Regions from separate parts of the Homo sapiens genome. Here regions 1, 2 and 3 are each linked to region 4. Evidence: chromatin contacts called from ENCODE Hi-C or POLR2A ChIA-PET data. All regions are on one chromosome and are shown on one strand. Each heading gives the region's core, a stretch centred on a gene start or an enhancer-like site at or near the end of the contact. The rest is flanking DNA. Distances are from core to core; before and after follow the strand shown. Region 1 has its middle 16 kb from the start of ELOA. Region 2 holds the start of LUZP1 (leucine zipper protein 1). Region 3 holds the start of TCEA3 (transcription elongation factor A3). Region 4 holds the start of CDC42 (cell division cycle 42).

Region 1 (3,162 bases), core at 16-2,515, 1.7 Mb after region 4:
TGGCCTCCCAAAGTGTTGGGATAATAGGAATGATCCACCTTACCCTGCCTTAAATATTTATAAGTTAAATAAATTACAGTAAGTCTACAAAATGGAATAGCATGCTGATATGGAAGGTGCTCCACAGTGTATTATTAAGAGAAGGATAAGCGGGCCGGGCGCGCTGGCTCACACCTGTAATCCCAGCACTTTGGGAGGCCGAGGTGGGTGGATCACCTGAGGTCGGGAGTTCAAGACCAGCCTGACCAATATGGAGAAACCCCGTCTCTACTAAAAATAAAAAAATTAGCTGGGCGTGGTGGCGCATGCCTGTAATCCCAGCTACTCGGGATGCTGAAGCAGGAGAATTGCTTGAACCCAGGAGGCAGAGGTTGCGGTGATCGGAGATTGCACCGTTGCACTCCAGCCTGGGCAACAAGAGTGAAACTCCGTCTGAAAAAAAAAAAAAAAAAAGAGAAGGGTAAGCATGTTGCAGGATGGTATGTGGCATCCCATTGGGGTATTAAAAGCCACCATAGACAGTGCTTCTGTCTTGAAAAAAAGGCACTGAACTGGTAACAGTGGTGAACATGAAGAGGGAATTGGTGGGGTTGGTGAAGTGGGGACTCACTCTGCAGAAGCTACTAGAGGCAGGCAGCCACCTGCCTTGCGAGATTCAAGCTGTGTTGTAAGACTGCTGGATTCAAATCTCAGTTCTGCCTCCAATTAGCTGTGTGGCCTTTGACTAGTCATGAACCTTCTGTGCCATAGTTTCCTCACAAGTAAAATGGGCTTAGTAATTGTTTCTATCCCACAGGGTTGAAGTGAGAATCAAATTATTTAGCTCACGTGATACATTTAAGTGCTTAGCATATTAATATGCTTAATTAATATTAGCTAAGTCAGAAATTCTTGAGTTTCCATTCCTGTTTTGCCACCCATTGGGCAAATTTCTTAACTTCTTTATGCCTCAGTTTCCAATTGTGAATGAACAATGTTGATGATAGCATCAACCCTGTAGGGTTTTAAGGATTTGGGATAATAGGATGTCAGTATCTCACTGAAGAAACTGTCCCTGGCCGTAGTTCCTGGCTCCATTGCAGAGTTGGTAATACCAGTCTCTGAATTTTCTTCCTGAGAGTGGATCCCATTAAATCTCTAGCCAAGGAGGAGCGTACTTCTGTGCTTCTAGGGCTAGACAGAACGGAAGATGGTGCAGCAGCCCCAGCGTGGGAGGCCGGGGCTGTAGTGGGGATGTGGTGAAAGACGTAGGGCTCTCTCTGTTGCTCTCAGCTGCAGCCACGTGTTGCCCCATGGAGACTGGGCCAGGAGCTGCTGGATCTTACTGTTTCTCAAGAGAAGTTGTGAAATCTCCTCATTTTAAACTCTTGGCAATTATTTCATTTTTGTAAACATTGGGAGAGCAAACAAAACATGTCGGTAGGCTGTATTTAGCCCACAAGCTGCCAGTTTGCTATCTATGTTCTAGGCTTTCTGTGCTTGACTTAGCAAAATATTTACTAAGCGCCTGCTGTACCTGTAGCTCCTCAGTACCTGGTCATGTTTACTGTTCTGCCACCTCAGGCGTGCTGGCTCAGTCATCCTATCAGGTACTAAATCAGTTTAGTGGGCTTGAAATGGTGTTTCAATTCAAATTAAAATGCAATTTGCATTTCCCTGATTACTGCTGAGATTGAACATTTAAAAAAAATACATCTATAGAACTTTCTTCTCCCTCAGTAGAATTTTTGTTTTAAGTCTTCAGATCATCCTTTAGGTATGGAGAGATTTAGGGCTTCCCTAGTGAAATATTTCTTTTGAATAACATCACATCCACTAGCCTGGACTCTTGTTTAGGTTTGGGGCTGTCTGCACATCTCAGGAGGCCAAGCATCAAGCCCAGTACCGCCACAGAGGGGGGGTTCAATAAATATTTGAATGAATCTTTATTCCTATTTCAAGAGCGTATTTCTTCTTTATTCTCTAGTTCTTGGCACAAGTATTATTGATTTAGTTATCAGCGTATTCAACAATCACAACTCCCCACTTTGGTGAGGAAACACACTTTCTAGAGGTTTGCCTGTGTCCTGCCCCATTCAAACCAGGAAGTGAAAGGGGAATCTGCTGGCCTTAAGGGAACAATGATTCTTTTTTCTTTTCTTTCTTTCTTTCTTTCTTTTTTTTTTTTTTGAGATGGAGTCTTGCTCTGTTGCCTAGGCTAGAGTGCAGTGGGGCAATCTCAGCTCACTGCAATCTCCGCCTCCCAGGTTCAAGTAATTATCCTGCCTCAGCTTCCCGAGTAGCTGGAATTAGAGGTGCCTGTTACCACGCCCAGCTAATTTTTGTATTTTTAGTAGAGACGGGGTTTCACCATGTTGGCCAGGCTGGCCTCGAACTTCTGACCTCAGGTGATCCACCCACCTCAGCCTCCCAAAGTGCTGGGATGACAGGCGTGAGTCACCGCGCCCGGCCTACAGTGACTTCTCTAGAGAGTAGTTCCTTGAGGGCTGCAGAAGGTCATGCTAGTTTGAACATAGTGGTTCCATGTGGCTGGTTTTACATCTGTGCTCAGATGATTTGTTTTTTTTTTGTTTTTTTGTTTTTGTCTTCAAGGTAGAAGAACACTCTAGTCCCACAGGCCCTTTAATCAGTACCCACTGGGGAGTATTTGTGGATGTGTTTATCAGTTTCAGGGTGTCTTGACCAAGATTCAGGAGGGAGGGTATCCCCTATGAAGATGGCCTTTTTCTCTTGGCTCTCCTTCATGCACCCTTCTCAAGCCGTGCTTACATTTCCTCTAACACTGCAGGCTCCATTGGAACTCCAGCCCCTTTACACCTGCTGTCACCTCAACTGGAGTATCCTTCCACTCACTTATCATCTGGCAAATTCCTTCCTCCTCCTCCTTCAAGATCTAGGTCAGATGGTCCCTTTCTGAAACCTTCTGTGGCTCTCCCGGCAGAGTTAGGCCTCCCTTCTTTGTAGATATTCATTAACTCACATATTTGGTTAGCTACCAAAAAATCGTCCTTGCCCTAGAGGAGTTCATAGGCTAGTGGGGTAGACAAACCTAAACATTTAGACAGCCATGCTGACTGCATTAGGGAAGCACTGAGGAGGAGCACTTCACCTGCCTTGGGGGACAGATGACAGGGAAGGTTCCAGAAGGTGGGGACACCTGAA
Region 2 (2,964 bases), core at 325-2,824, 1.1 Mb after region 4:
GGCTCTGACACCAGTCCAGCTCCTTAGGCCAGAACTGCAGCCGTCTGTAAAAGAAATACCCTGAGCAAACCCCACCCCTCAAAACATCCCCAAAAGGCAGGGAGGTCCAGAGAGTATTTTCTCCTCCAACGACAGATAAGGCACCAAGGGCTCAGCAGCGCAATCCTTCTCCCAAGGTCATTCAAGTCAGTGAAGGTGCGACGGTGGAGCTGCAGGCAGTCTGGCCTTCTGGAAATCACACTACAGGGGTTTTGGGGGTGCCTACTCTCTTCCCCTCTCCCACCCGCAAGGGTGAGCACTGGCCTCGGCATTCCCGAAACAAGCCACAACAAGCTCTGCAGTGTTAGGAAAGGGGTTGACGCGATGAAGAAACAGATGCTCCAAAGCAAGATGGTCTTTCTCGGCTCACAGAGGCTCCTCCAAGGTTATGCACAGAAACCGCAGCCACCTCCAAGAGCTCTAAACCGGGCTCCGAAGCCCCAGCGCGGCCGCTGCGGGTCGCCAGGTTCCCTGCAGGCAGGCTCCGCAGCCAGAGGCCACCAGCCCCAGAAACCGCACTTCATTCCTGCGCTCCGGGAAGCCATGGCTCCTTCCCTGCCCGGGCGGCTGGGCGGGGGCCGGGGGTGCGCCGGGAGGCGGGCCCCGCGCTGCGGAAAGTTCACCGCGGCGGGCGGGGGGAGGCCCCGGCCCCGCTCGCCGGCGTCCCCCTGCAGATTCCACCATTAATTAGTCCTAAGGACTGTCTACTGGCAACTTAAACAAAGCGAATGCCTCGAATTCCTTCCCGGCCCAGCGGTCTGGCTGCGAGACCAGCAGAGCGCCCGGGACGCGGGCCGGCGCGGCCGACAGCTGCGGCGGCCGCGGGACCCCTCCCCGCCCGGCCCGCGGCCCGCGCCCCGCGCCCGCAGCTGGCCCCGCACGCCGGCCCGACGCGCTCCCAAACCGCCCTCCTCCTCCTGCTGCTGCAGCTCCCGGGCCCTTCCTGTCTGATCACTTCCTTCCTCCGGTGCCCGCCGGGCCCCGCGCAGCCCCCTCCACGGCCGCCTCGTCGCCCCCCGCCCCTGTCGGCCCGCGCCCCCTCCCCCAACCCCAAACTCTACCCCCGAAACTCTTCGCCGCCCCCTCGAAAATGTCTCCTCCGCGTCTCTGCCCCAAACATTTCTCCTCAGAGTCTCGCTCCCACCAAGAAGTCTCCTCAGAACCTTCCCTCCCCCTCCCGAGGAAAAATCTCCTCAGAGTCTCTTCCTCCAACTCCACAAACATGTGCTGGGTCTCGCCCCAAAAGGTCTCCTCCTGAGCCCTTCCTCCAAAATCCATTCCAACTCTCCCCCAACTCCACACCCCATCTCTCCTCGGCTGCGCCCGCGGTTTCTTCTGCCCCGTGGCCGCGGGTGCCCCGACCTCACCCGGGACCGGCCTCCCAACCCCGCCGCCCTCCCCTCCCCGCGCCGCGCTCCCGCCGCCGCCGCCTCACGGACCCTCACCTCTGCGGCCCCGAACCGCGCTCCCGCCAGCGAAGGGTTCCGCCGCTCAGCTGCCAGCGACCGGCGCCTCCTCTGGCTCCGCGGGACTGACAATGAGGGGCGGGGCCAAATTGTGACGTCAGCGTTCTGGAAGGCGGGGTCTTTGTGATGGGCGGGGTTGTCTGTAGGCCCCGCCCCCTCCGTCCTTTTTTTCCCTTCCCAGGACTTAGACTCCACCAAGTTTTTATTGCCTCCGTAGCTGGGTCCTGTGCTAGGCGCCCTGGGAAATCGAAATGGAAGACAAGACTTCTCGATTTCAGGAGGGACACTTTCGGCCCGCGTGGTGGCTCAAGTCTGTAATCCCAGAACTTTGGGAGGCTGAGGCGGACGGATCGCTTAAACTCAGAAGTTCGAGACCAGCCTGGGCAACATGGCGAAACCCCATCTCTATAAAAAATACAAAAATTAGCCGGGAGTGGTGGCGCCCGCCGGTAAGCTAAAGTAGGAGGATCGCTTGAGCCGAGGGAGGTCGAGGCTGCAGTGAGCCGTGATCGTGCCACTGCACTCCGGCGTGGGTGACAGAGTGAGACCCTGTCTCAAAAGAAAAAGAAAAAAGCGGGACACTCTCAGTAGGGTTGTGAGGATTAAATGAGATAATCAATGGAAAGGTGCTTAGCCTAGAACCTGATATGGAATAATCACTCAACAAATCCTATTTCTATTACTCTGCAAATGCAGAGAAGGAACTCAGCTCAGACTCGGGAGGCATGGGTTCCCGTCCCCCACTGTGCTATTAATTCTTTGTGTGATGCTAGACAAGTACTTTCCCATCTATGTTCCCGATTTTCATCTTCTTTAAAATGGGAAGGGGGAATAACCAGATGATCTCAAAATCCCCTCCCATACTTCTATGACATACTTCCTTTAAGTCTACTATCTAAAAGGCACCTAGTGCCCTGAGAAGCCAGGAGGAAGGCTTCAAAGACAGCCCAAGACCCACACCCAGCATAGTACAGGACACAGCCAGAGACTGCTCTCGCTGCGGATGCCCTCCCACACGCTGGCACGCAGCAGCATTCACAAGCCAGGACACAGATGGGCTGAGGGCTGCTTCCTCTCTGACTACAGCAGCATGGTTGGTCTCTTGAGACATCTCTTGTGTAAGCTCTTTATTGCCTATGGAATAAAGGCCAAAGCCCTGGCCTGGTATGATCACTTCCTACCTTTACACACACACACACACACACACACACACAAAGTTTATCCAAACTTCTCTTAGCACACCCACTGCTTTCCCACATTTGACCCTTTGCTGAAGCTCTTCCCCTGCTGTCTCACCTCCCAGCTTCTCCCAGCCAGAAAGCAATCCTCCCTGTTCTGAATAACCAATAACATTGTGTTTAACCCTCACGTGGGCATGAACACTACAACTTATAAAGAACTGACCTCCCATTTGTTTCTTAGCACTTCCTGGAGGTCAGAACCCACACATGTTTGTGGA
Region 3 (2,895 bases), core at 3-2,502, 1.4 Mb after region 4:
CCCTTCCCTGGGCCTTGGCTACTCTTCCTGGCTCTAAAACTTCCCTTAGTGTCTCTTCCTTTCCCAGGCTCCTAAGTGTCCTGGAAATGCAGGTGGCTGCAGCACATGGCTACGGATGGTGGGAGGAAGAGGACCCTGGAACAGGAACGGGAGGTGGGAAGGGCATGCTCACCAGGCTCCCTTTTTTTCCCTCCCAGGGTGAGCGCAGGCCCTCCAGGACCCAAGGCCAAATTTGCTCTGGCCAGGCGACCAGTCGGCCGCCAGCCCCAGGCAAAGATCACGGGGAAGATCAAACATTAACTTCCAGCTGGGTCTGCGCTCTGGCCAGGACCCTCCGGTAGGGCTGTCAGCCCTGCTCCCAACCTCCCGCCGAGCCCGCTCCTCCCTCCGCCCTCGCCCTCGCTGCACAGGCCTCCAGCCCGGCCCCCTTCCCCCGCCCCGCGGGCCCCCGCACCTGTTCGGCCCCCGCCCGTCCGGGCCGCACCCCAAGGCCAAGGAAAGGGAAAATTGCCAAAAGAACCGCTCCTGACGCACCAAGCGGTGGGGTCGCAGGATCCACGGCCTTTTACTTCTCTCCCGCAGACCCACTCCGGGGTGCAGGGATGCAGCTCAGTACCCCCGTCAGCCCAAGTTTCTCTGCCACTTCTCGGGCCACCCGGATTTGCCCCCCGCCCCGCCCCCGCCATCGCCGCCGCTCCCCGGGCTTTGCACACGCCAAGCCCTGGGACTCCCAAAGTCCTTTCCCACGTCCAGCTCTCTTCGCCCGCTTTCCTGGGCCCTGCACTAGCTGCCCAGGGTGAACCCTACACGTCCAAAGGGACGTGCACAAGTCGCGCCTCCGGGACCCGCACGATCCCCCTGGCGTCCTGGGCCACGCACACGCCCACCTCGAGGTGCTCAGCAAGGGTCCCCAAGGGGCCTTGGGCCCTGCACCAGCCGCTCCTCCCTCGGGTCCCCGAGTCCCGTACGCGCCCCCATGGCGCCCCGCCAGTACGTCCCCACCCCGGAATCCGGGGCTTGCCCGCGCCTCCCGGGGGCGGGGGCCGTGGCCCAAACTCTGCAGCCTCACCGTGTTCTTCCTGGCCACCATCTTCTCCAGCTTTTTGGCGATCCTCAGCAGCTCCTCTTCCTGGCCCATGTTGGCCCGCGACGCCCGGCGGGGCGAGGGGCACAGGGGCAGCAGTAGGGCCTCGGGGGCAGGAGGCGCGAAGGCGGAGGGCGCGCAACCCGCGCGGGCCCCAAACACACACGACACACACGCCCGGCGGGGGCGGGGCTCTCCCCACCCCCACCCCCCCACCGCCCGCCTCCCAACTGTGCGGGGGAGGGGTGGCGGGCACTAAATATAGACTTCAAGGACTTGCCCGGGCACTGATTGCCCGCGCCGGCCGATCGGGCCTCAGGGGAGGGACGAGGCTGAGAGAGGGGACCCTCCAACTCCGGCCCTTCCAGGGGCGCCGGGGGACCGAAGAGAGATTTGGGAAGGAGGGCTCTCTGGCGAGCTGGGAGGCTGTGACCTGGCCACAGGCGGCGGTCGCGGCGCGGAGGGCGCCCGAGGGTGTCCCAGGGGCCCTGGGAAGCGTTCTGGGCTCCCGCGTCTCTGCACCGTTGCATCTCAAAGCGGGAGGACACAGTTCCGCGCCTATGCCCAAGTGGAGGCAACTCGGTGCGCTCGAATCCCGTGTGTGTGTGTGTGTGTGTGTGTGTGTGTGTGTGTGTGTGTGTGTGTAGATCACTAAATCCAGCTCTGCTTTAACCTGCACTCACTCCATCGTGCACACGGCCTGTGCATGCCACGTGTATCCAGGCTCCTGTTTGCCTCTGTCTACCTAAAACTTCCTTTGCTGGCTGTTTTGTTAGTAAGGCTTTGCATTTTTAACAAGCTCCTATGTGCTGGGGGTGCTGCTGGTCCCAGAACTACACTCTCGAGTAGTGAGAGCTTATCGGGGAGATTCTTTTTATTTTTTTGAGACAGGGTCTCCCTCTGTGGCTGAGGCCAGAGTGGAGTGGAGCAATCAGGCTCACTGCCTCGACTTCCCCAGCTCAAGTGATCCTTTCTGCCTCAGCCTCCTGAGTAGCTAGGACTACAGGCGTGAGCCATCCATCATGCCCAGCTAATTTTTTAATTTTTTGTAAAGACTAGGTCTTACTACGTTGCCCAGGCTGGTCTGGAACTCCTGGTCTCAAGCGATCCGCCTGCCTTGGCCTCCCAAAGTGCTGTAATTACAGATGAGATTCTTTTTTTTTTTTTTTGAGACGCAGTCTCGCACTGTCGCCCAGGCTGGAGTGCAGTGCCACGATCTCGGCTCACTGCAAGCTCTGCCTCCCGGGTTCACACCATTCTCCTGCCTCAGCCTCCTGAGTAGCTGGGACTACAGGCGCCCGCCACCACGCCCGGCCAATTTTTTTGTATTTTTAGTAGAGATGGGGTTTCACCATGTTATCCGGAATAGTCTCGATCTCCTGACCCCGTGATCTGCCTGCCTCGGCCTCCCAAAGTGCTGGGATTACAGGCGTGAGCCACCGCACCCCGCCGAGATTCATTCTTAAGTGCACCAAATTTTGAGAAATATTGATCCAGGTGCAAGGCTGCCAGGTCAGGCCAGTATCCCCTCAGTGGGGTTGGGTTTGGAAGTCATCTTAGTGGAGGGGTGGAAACACAATTGTGCCTATCTTCCCCAGCCATGCAGGGATCTGCCTTCCTGTGGAATGATCTCCAATGATCTTCAAGTATCTCCTGCAGACCCAGTTCTCTTGCTAAATAAGTGAGTTTAATGGACAGAAAATGATCTTCCTGTGATGGGGGTGGGGCTCAGGAACCTGGAGGGAAGGCATGAAAAGTGGTCCACAGTGTGTGGGAGCTGGGGTTGGGGTGTCGAGTGAAATCTCCTGATT
Region 4 (3,192 bases), core at 600-3,099:
CAGTGAGCCGAGATCGAACCACTGCATTCCAGCCTGGGTGACAGAGCGAGACTCCGTCTCAAAAAAAAAAAAAAAATCCAAAAGAAAATATGACTATAAGTCAATATACTGGAATTAAGTGTCTTTGTTGGCCAAATAGCTGTGGCAGTAGACAATAAATGAGCTGTTATTAAGATAAGCAATTTTTTTTTATTTTTTTTGAGACAGAGTCTCGCTCTGTTGCCCAGGCTGGAGTGCAGTGGCGCGATCTTGGCTCACTGCAAGCTCCGCCTCCCGGGTTCACGCCATTCTCCTGCCTCAGCCTCTCGAGTAGCTATGACTACAGGAGCTCGCCACCACGCCCGGCTAATTTTTTTGTATTTTTAGTAGAGGCGGGGTTTCACCGTGTTAGCCAGGATGGTCTCGATCTCCTGACCTCGTGATCCGCCCGCCTTGGCCTCCCAAAGTGCTGCGATTACAGGCATGAGCCACCGTGCCCGGCCTAGGATAAGCAATTTAAGCGATTTTTCTCTAACATGGGGAAACATCTAAGAATAAGAGAGGGAAGTTCTCTATTTTCCTGAAGCTTTCATACTAGCAGAGAAGACAAATAATAGATACTGCGAAGATAGGATGATTGAAGAATGCAGTGATATAAATTTGGGGGAAGAGGAGGGAGGCAGAGCAAAGAAATTCAAGGCCTTGGCCAGACGTAATGTCTCACACCTTGTAATCCCAGCAGTTTGGGAGGCTGAGGCAGGCTGATAGCTTGTGTCCAGGAGTTCGAGACCAGCCTGGGCAATCCAGCAAAACCCTGTGTCTACAAAAAAATACAAAAATTAGCCAGGCATGGTGGCATGCGCCTGTGGTCCCAGCTACTTGGGAGGCTGAGGTGGGAGAATCGCCGGGACGTCGAGATTGCAGTGAGCTGAGATCGTGCCACTGCACTCCTGCCTGGGTGACAGAGCAAGAACGTCTCAAAGAAAAAACAACAACAACAACAACAACAACAACAACAAAAACACAAGGCCTGTGGTTGGGGGAAGGTTGTAACTCTAAAAAAGACCCATGTGGCTACAGCGAGGGACACTGGGTGTAGGTAGAGATAAGAAGAGTGATACTCAGTTCTCACATCACGGCGGACTGAATACAGGCCCGGGGAGTGAGAGACCATCCACCCCTGTGATCTGGGGCAAGTCACCAGCCCTTTCAGAGAAGCTTCCGTCTTCTCTGCAAAATGGGACAATACCTTGCTTCACAAGCTTGCAAGGATCAAAAGAACTGGTAGTGGGCCGGGCGCGGTGGTTCACGCCCGTAATCCCAGCACTTTGGGAGGTCGAGGCAGGTGGATCACTTACTTGAGGTCACGGGTTCGAGACCAGCCTGGGCAAAATGGTGAAACCCCGTGTCTGCTAAAAATACAAACATTAGCCTGGCGTGGTGGCAGGTGCCAGTGATCCCAGCTACTCGGGAGGCAGAGGCAGGAGGATCGCTTGAACCCAAGGGGTGGAGGTTGCAGTGAGCTGAGATCGCGCGCTGCACTCCAGTCTGGGCAACAGATCAAGACTGTCTCAGAAAAAACAAACAAAAAAGAACTGGTAGAGGAAGCGCTTTGCATACTATCGTTCACAGTATTATTACAAATACAACCATTAGGAAAACATGCAGAGCATAGCCCCGAACTCACGAGCTGCGCCGGCCCGCGCGTGCGCGACAGGCGGGCGGAGCCAGGGCAGTCCAGGCACCGCCTTGACCCGCCCCAGCCTCTTCCCCTTCCCTGTTCCTCCCACTTCCGCGGGCACCCAACTGTGCGTCTCCTGCGCGCTGACGTCAGGTGCGTGCCCCTGTCCGGCAGCCGAGGAGACCCCGCGCAGTGCTGCCAACGCCCCGGTGGAGAAGCTGAGGTGAGTGCGGGGCCCGAGGTTCCCCGCGGGAGCTGCCACCCTACCTTCCCATCCCCGCCGTCTCCGTCCTCTCCCAGTCCTCGGGGACACCCCGTCTGCGGGATCGTGGGGGGCCCGGGAGCACGGGTTGTGGGGGAGTGCCCGGCTCGCGCTGCGTCCTCCGGGCGGGCGCGGGTCCGCGTTCTGTGGGGGAGCCGGGGCGGGGGTCGCGGCCGGGGAGGCAGGGGGCGCCCGTCTGAGGAGGGGCGCGCGGCCGGGGCTCGGGGCGCGAGCGGGACCGGGCTGTCACCGGCAGCGGCGGAAGGAAGGGGGTCACACCCATCCTGGGCGCCCGGGCTCCCCTCCCCCCAGCCCGGCCCGGCGGGCTCCTAAGGGCGGCCGGGGGCCTCAGAGCGACTCGCGGGCGCTTGGGCCGGGCCGGGCGCCGGTCTTCCGTGCTGGCAGGCTGCGTTCCGTGCCCTGCGCTCCGGCCTGGACTTCCTGCTTCGCCGGGCGCCGCCGCGGACATTTTGCGGCGGGGGTGGGGGGGCGGGGGAGGGGAGTGGCGTTGCGGCCGCGGCGGGGCGGTGGCAGGAGGGCAGCTCGCTGGCTGCTCGCGGCGGTGCCTGTCCGAGCTCCCCTCCGCGCCGGCCGCGTCCTCTGGGCGGGGTGGCCCCGAGCCACGGCCTCCAGGCTGCTCTTCCTTTCGGAGGTCGAGTTCCTAGCATTTCCATCCGCTCCTCCAGCCCGCTCCCTGCCGGTTTAGCTGAAGCTTCCCTTTCGGGGAGTTACCTAACTACCTCCCGAAGCCGTCGTTCTGCTGCTTGGTTAATTCCTCTTATCGGGGGGGAATTTTCTTTGTTCGTTTGTTTTTCCTCCCCTTTAAGTCCAAGATAAATGTAGTGTGGAAGATTACGTCATCGCGGTATAAGGAGTGAGACTTAACTCCTACAAGTCAGGGACTTAAATTCAAACAGCATTTTGCAGCCTTAGTCGGTCACCCAGTGGCTTATCCTGCCTGCTTCCCAACACGTCGTATTCACAGATGATGTTTTGAAAGCTTGTTACTTGTGTTCATGACCGCCTTCAGTGCACCTAAAAGCTAGGAAGGTTTAAAATCCCAGGATTAGTTTGTGTCAGGGAATAAAGTGTAAGACAACACCGTCCACGGCCCCTTGCGTGGCATTAACTTTAAATAGAGGTCCCTTTGACTATACTAGAATGAGGTGGGTTTATTTGTGGGAACACTTTTCGGTCCAAAATGACTTTCCCAGACTGTTTATTCTCCTTTATGACTTACTGCATGCTGGGAATCTCCCTAGGTTGATTC

The links. A loop is a pair of places that touch in the nucleus more often than their neighbours do. ChIA-PET counts read pairs that join two places held with the same protein, here RNA polymerase II (POLR2A). Pooled maps may share reads with other maps.
Region 1: a loop to region 4 is called in a pooled map, with 3 times the contacts of the local background. The contact joins the enhancer-like site here to the promoter of CDC42 in region 4. A Hi-C loop is called at or near these places in 1 of 168 maps with a recorded cell type or tissue (GM12878) and 2 of 50 pooled maps. POLR2A ChIA-PET finds 5 or more read pairs at or near these places in 1 of 52 experiments (PC-9).
Region 2: a loop to region 4 is called in a map of mesothelial cell of epicardium, with 33 times the contacts of the local background. The contact joins the promoter of LUZP1 here to the promoter of CDC42 in region 4. A Hi-C loop is called at or near these places in 1 of 168 maps with a recorded cell type or tissue (mesothelial cell of epicardium) and 5 of 50 pooled maps. POLR2A ChIA-PET finds 5 or more read pairs at or near these places in 1 of 52 experiments (activated B cell).
Region 3: a map of gastrocnemius medialis shows a loop between it and region 4 (20-fold over the local background). The contact joins the promoter of TCEA3 here to the promoter of CDC42 in region 4. A Hi-C loop is called at or near these places in 1 of 168 maps with a recorded cell type or tissue (gastrocnemius medialis). POLR2A ChIA-PET finds 5 or more read pairs at or near these places in 1 of 52 experiments (GM10248).

The regions. Positions count from the first base shown.
Region 1 is chr1:23,726,211-23,729,372 of GRCh38, forward strand. No RefSeq gene overlaps it. Among named protein-coding and RNA genes, the nearest start is that of ELOA, 16 kb to the right of the region's middle. RefSeq lists an enhancer at 2,141-2,290. Within about 2 kb of position 1,266, at least 20 of the 41 ENCODE cell types and tissues checked have a DNase peak (open chromatin) inside an H3K27ac peak, as active enhancers do; they include GM12878, where a contact is called at or near this core.
Region 2 is chr1:23,167,282-23,170,245 of GRCh38, forward strand. LUZP1 (leucine zipper protein 1) reads right to left here and starts at 1,575. Exons shown (of 4, transcript NM_001395462.2): 1 at 1,485-1,575. RefSeq lists enhancers at 281-812, 813-1,344, 2,420-2,469 and silencers at 584-723, 1,715-1,774.
Region 3 is chr1:23,423,496-23,426,390 of GRCh38, forward strand. TCEA3 (transcription elongation factor A3) reads right to left here and starts at 1,253. Exons shown (of 11, transcript NM_003196.3): 1 at 1,070-1,253. The coding sequence starts at 1,138. LOC124903875 (a long non-coding RNA gene) reads left to right here and starts at 1,371. Exons shown (of 3, transcript XR_007065535.1): 1 at 1,371-1,666; 2 at 2,683-2,765.
Region 4 is chr1:22,050,860-22,054,051 of GRCh38, forward strand. CDC42 (cell division cycle 42) reads left to right here and starts at 1,850. Exons shown (of 6, transcript NM_001791.4): 1 at 1,850-1,883. RefSeq lists silencers at 1,939-2,088, 2,149-2,368, 2,379-2,558 and enhancers at 2,271-2,838, 2,839-3,192.